Regions from separate parts of the Homo sapiens genome. Here region 2 is linked to region 1. A link is a loop called in an ENCODE intact Hi-C map of the cell type or tissue named here. Cell type or tissue: B cell. All regions are shown on one strand.

Region 1 (2,500 bases):
TTTTCTCGCTGCTCTACCACTCCAACCCCCACTCCAACCCTGTCAAGCCAGGACAAGGCACAGCAAGTAATACACAAACGAAGAGTCAGATGCTGGGGCTCCCAGGTCTGGTCGGCAGGGGTCCTGAGCAGCCCTCACTCCAGGCCCCTCCAGCCTGTGTCTGTGACCCTGCCTTCCTCCTGAGGCAGGGCCAGCCCCTGGGGCTCCTGTCTGGCCAGCACAGTAGGCCATTCACCAAGGGCACACACCAAACCAGGCTCCTCGGGCCTGGGGTCCAGGCCAGACACTGACCCAGTGCCCTGGCTTTGGAGACAAACTCTTCTGTGTCTGGGTCTGAAGGCACATCTGTCTCCCTTCCTCCCAAGTCCCGGGCCAGTACAGCCGGCACCACCCACCAAGGAAGCCTCAGGCAACCTGATGAATGGAGGCATTCAACAACACAAACCGAGCACCTACTGTGTGCCAGGCCACAGACAGGGCCCTGCCCTGAGGCACACGTGTGATGAGGGCGGAGAGTGCACAAAAAGAGATATAAACGCTGGGCAGAGGAGTGCCAGGCAGGGCAGGTCACGGTCTGTGTGGAGAGCCTCCTGAGGGGGTGAGGAATCGGCCGGAAAGAAGGACTTTAAGAGTGTCCAGGAATGACGTGCAAAGGCCCTGTGGTGGTGAGGAGAGGGAGGGGCCAGCGTGGCAAGTAAGGTGGTCGGCCCCCGGGGACACGTCTGCAGTGCCTGGCCACCCACGGCCGGATGAGGATTAGGGGGCGCTGGCCTAGCAGGCCTCTCACTCTCAGACTCCAAGGGCCAAGAAAAACTACGGACAGGAAGCCCGGGTCTGGAGGCGTCCTTTGTTCGGGGCCGCCATCAAGGAGCACTCACCCCTATCCCAGGCTCCCGGGGCGGCTGTTCCGGAAGCCCCGCCCCTTTCCAGCCGCGCGCGGCCGCGCCCGCCTGTTAATCACAGGCAGCGCGCGCCAGTACAAGACCAGCCTCGCCCCGGGGGCCCCGCCCACAGGTCAGCCCCGCCCCTTTCCGCTCACCCCGCCCCGCCCCTCCGCAGTGTGACGGCCAATCAGGGGCGTCTGCCCGGGCTGGGGGCTGGGGCATGTGCGAACACAAAAGGCAGGAAATACGAGTAGTCTGGGGCGCTGTCACCATGGCTACCTGCGCCCGCGCGCCGCCCCGCGCCCAGTCCCGGCACTGGCCCGTGGGTATGCCGGGCGGGAGGCTCCTGCGGGGCGCTGGGCAGCCCTCTCCCCACAGGGCTGCAAGACCCTGGGCCTCCACTTCCTAGTCTGTGAAATGGGGTCACGTTTTGCCCAGGGCTGAATTCACTCATACTTCAACAAACATTTATTGAGTGCCTACTATGTTCGGGTGCTTGAGATCCACCACTATAAGAGATTAAAAAAACAAAAAATAAAAAAAAACTCTGCCCTTGGTGGCTTCTATGGGAGGAGTTGGGGAGACGCACGGAAGGGAGGCAGCCAATAAGCAGCAACATAAATCAGTAAATTGTACAGGGCGTTACACCGCGACTGAGTGCTCTGGGGGAAACATTCGCTAAGGGGAACGGGTACTAGGTTCGTAGTTTTAAATAAGGTGGTCTGGCAGGCCTCATCAAGAGAGGTAATTTGAGAGAAGACTCTAAGGAGAAGGAGGAATCGGCCCTGTGGCTCTCCAGGAAGAGCACTGCAGGCAGGACAGGCGGCCAGTGCGTGCAAAGGCCCAAGGCAGTAGTGTGCCCGCAGGAGAGCAAGGGGCCACGGTGCATAGCTAGGGAAGAGTTATGGCAGTGACACAGCAGAGCAAGCCAGCAGGTGCTCAGTCCAGTCGCTCTCTGTTCACTTTCCCTCCTCACCTTCCTTCTTTTTTTGCTACCCTTTCCTTCTCTACGGACAAGGGGAAAACACCAGCTTGAGGTGAGATAAACAGTAGTTTTAGGAGACATTCCCTCTGCAGTGTGGGTCGGAAGGATCTCAGACTTAGGTCACTGTTCTGGGCAAGCTCTAGGGGCAAAGCAGACACAGGAGCCGAGAAGCCAGGCTCTCTTAGCCTTTGCACAGGCCCCTCTGCCTGGCATGCCTTTCCTTTTCAGTCTGACAGACTCCCACCTTAGCCTTCAAAGCCCGACCAAATGTCACCTCCTCGGGAAGCGTGGGCTACCTGCCTTGATGAGGCTCCACTTCCTGGAGCTACTCTTCCATACAGACCCCATCCTAGCACTGGCCACACACCCCTCCCTCCCGCTTTCCTGCATGGAGGGCTGCTAAGGGGCAGAAAGGCCAACATGCCAGCACTTGTCAATCATAAAGAGCCAGAAAGACAAAACCGGAAGTCGACGGCTAATGGTTACTAGCCACATGTGTACCCATCTTCCTCCTCTGTGGAAGGCGGAAGGAAACAGATGCCCTCCAAATATGGACAGCTGAAATGATGAAGTGCTGAGCCCTGGCCCAGACCCTCAGAGAGATGTACTCAACCACCTCCCCACCCTTGGA
Region 2 (2,500 bases), 340 kb before region 1:
CTCAAGTCCCACTTTGTCCTGGTGTCATCGTTCTCTCCTCACCTCTCTTCTGTGAGCTCCTCCAGCCCTTACATTCTAAAGTCCAGATTTGAGGCTTCATTATGTATTATCTATGTTGGGGTGTTTACTTTAAATACTGAGTGCTCACCATGTGCCCAGTGCTTTGTAAAGGCCATCTAATTTAACTCAGCTGTGTACTAAGATGGAGCAGGGGAGTATTACCCCATTTACAGATGAGGACACTGAGACTCCAAGAAATGAAGTGACTTTCCAATGTTTTACAGAAGGTACGTGGTGGACCTGGGGCTCAAACCCAGGCCTTCCAGACTCCAGAGTCCTGATTCCCTTGCTCCAATGGGCTCTCAGCTGCTGGGTGAGGCTGTTCCTGAGAGGTCTCCTCTTGCACTTCCCAAAACAACAGAGTAGACCCAGGCCCCAGGCCCAGCCATCAGGAGACTGAGGTTTGAACCCCAGCTCCGCCTCTCTCTGGGTCAGATGCTTGCTCTGTGAGCTGGGACTACTCTACTCGGGCACACGGTCTGGGACTGACCAGATCTCTTGGGGTACGTTTGCAGTCAGACCTGGGCGTGAGACCCGCTCCCGCCTGGCCCTGCCTTGGGCGCGCAGGGCGGCCTCGGCACTTGTCTGGCAACTTCTCCGCGGCCTCGGATCTTGCCCCAGCATTACTGCTGGAGTTGTTCCCCCATTTTACAGACAGGAAAACTGAGGCAGGCAGAAAGGAAGGCCCCGCCCGGCCGGCCCTCACCCTTGTTCTTCTGTGTCCGAGCGATCTCCTTCTCGATCTCCGAGATCTTCTCTAAGATCCCCATGGTAGCAGCAGAGGTGGGCGCACAGACAGCGGTGGCGGCGGCACCGGCAATTCCGGTCTGACGGCGGCGACAGAGTAGCGTGCGCCCGGAAGCCAAAGAGAACAGCGTTCTCGTGGGCGCCTGGTGCTCCAGGATTCAGAGTCCGGGCGAGCCAAGTGCCAGACACTATCGGTTCCGCCCGCTGGGCCGGCCAGGCTGCGGACCTCTGGAAAGAGCCGGGGCGGGGCCGGGCCATGCTGTACTGGCCCACGGCTGCGGCTGGCAGGAGCAAGCAAGGAAGAGAGGGAATCTGCCCGTGTTGAACTCTGAACTGCGGGTCCCTGAGCGCAGCTGACTGGCAGTGTAAGGAAAAGGGGCTGAGCCGAAAGCCTAGTGGCTTTCATTTTATACTATAAATGGAGGTGTCCAATCTTTTGGCTTCTCTGGGCCACATTGGAAGAATTGTCTTGGGCCACACGTAAAATACACCAACACTAACGATAGCTGATGAGCTTAAAAAAAAATCGCCAAAAAAACCCTCAATGTTTTGGCCGGGCGCGGTGGCTCACGCCTGTAATCCCAGCACTTTGGAAGGCCGAGACGGGCGGATCACCTGAGGTTGGGAGTTCGAGACCAGCCTGACCAACATGGAGAAACCCATGTCTACTAAAAATACAAAATTAGCCGGGCGTGGTGGCGCGCGCCTATAATCCCAGCTACTGGGAAGGCTGAGGCAGGAGAATTGCTTGAACCCGGGAGGCGGAGGTTGCGGTGAGTGGAGATTGCGCGCCATTGCACTCCAGCCTGGGCAACAAGAGCGAAACTCCATCTCAAAAAACAAACAAACAAAAAACCTCAGTTTTTTTTTCTTTGTTTTAGTTTTGTTTTTTTGAGACGGAGTCTCACTTTGTCATCCAGGCTGTAGTTCAGTGGTGTGATCTTGGCTCACCGCAACCTCCGACTCCTGGGTTCAAGTGATTCTCCTGCCTCAGCCTCCCAAGTAGTTGGGATTACAGGCGCGTGCCACCACACTCGGCTAATTTTTGTATTTTTAGTAGAGACGAGGTTTCACCATGTTGGCCAGGCTGGTCACGAACTCCTGACCTCAAGTGATCTGCCTGCCTCAGCCTCACAAAGTGCTGGGATTACAGGCGTGAGCCGCTGTGCCCTGCCTAAATTTCATAATGTTTTAAGAAAGTTTACGAATTTGTGTTTGGCCACATTCAAAGTGGTCCTGGGCCACATGTGGCTGCAGACCTCAGGTGGGACAAGCTTGAAGAGGTTCAAAATGGATCCCCAAGATGCTGCCACTGCACTCCAGCATGGGCAACAGAGCGAGAACCTGTCTCAAGAAAAAAAAAGTGGATCCCCATACCACCTTTTTTTTTTTTTTTTTTTTTTTGAGACAGGGTCTCACTTGATCACCCAGGCTGGTGTGCAGTGGCGTGATCACAGCTCACTGCAGCCTCGACCTCCCAGGCTCAGGTGATCCTCCCTCCTCAGTCTGGGAGAAAATCAGCCACCGCGCCTGGCTGATTTTTGTATTATGTTGTAGAGATGGAGTTTCACCATTGTTGCCCAGTCTGGTCTTGAACTTCTGAGCTCAAGGAATCTGCCAGCCTTGGCCTCCCAGAGTTCTGAGATTACAGGCATGAGCCACTGCACCTGCCCCCCATACCACCTTAACGCAG

The links. Peaks named below come from ENCODE experiments on the same cell type or tissue, not always from the same donor. Only the 100,000 strongest peaks of a DNase experiment are listed, where the experiment ranks them.
Region 2: a loop joins it to region 1, with 9 times the contacts of the local background. A loop is called at or near these places in 2 of 110 quality-filtered maps.

The regions. Positions count from the first base shown.
Region 1 is chr17:17,750,885-17,753,384 of GRCh38, reverse strand. The region is part of intron 2 of RAI1 (retinoic acid induced 1); the gene reads right to left. Among named protein-coding and RNA genes, the nearest start is that of RAI1-AS1, 14 kb to the left of the region's middle. RefSeq lists enhancers at 429-1,130, 1,645-1,764 and a silencer at 835-1,304. In B cell, CTCF peaks have their summits at 771 and 1,220; DNase peaks (open chromatin) are centred at 1,054 and 2,344; H3K4me3 peaks cover 2,151 bases; H3K27ac peaks cover 2,500 bases.
Region 2 is chr17:18,086,354-18,088,853 of GRCh38, reverse strand. It overlaps DRG2 (developmentally regulated GTP binding protein 2), which reads right to left and starts at 906. Exons shown (of 13, transcript NM_001388.5): 1 at 767-906. The coding sequence starts at 830. RefSeq lists enhancers at 22-521, 479-528, 579-898, 522-1,023, 1,089-1,248. In B cell, no CTCF peak of the experiment used is centred here; a DNase peak (open chromatin) is centred at 963; H3K4me3 peaks cover 1,553 bases; H3K27ac peaks cover 1,613 bases.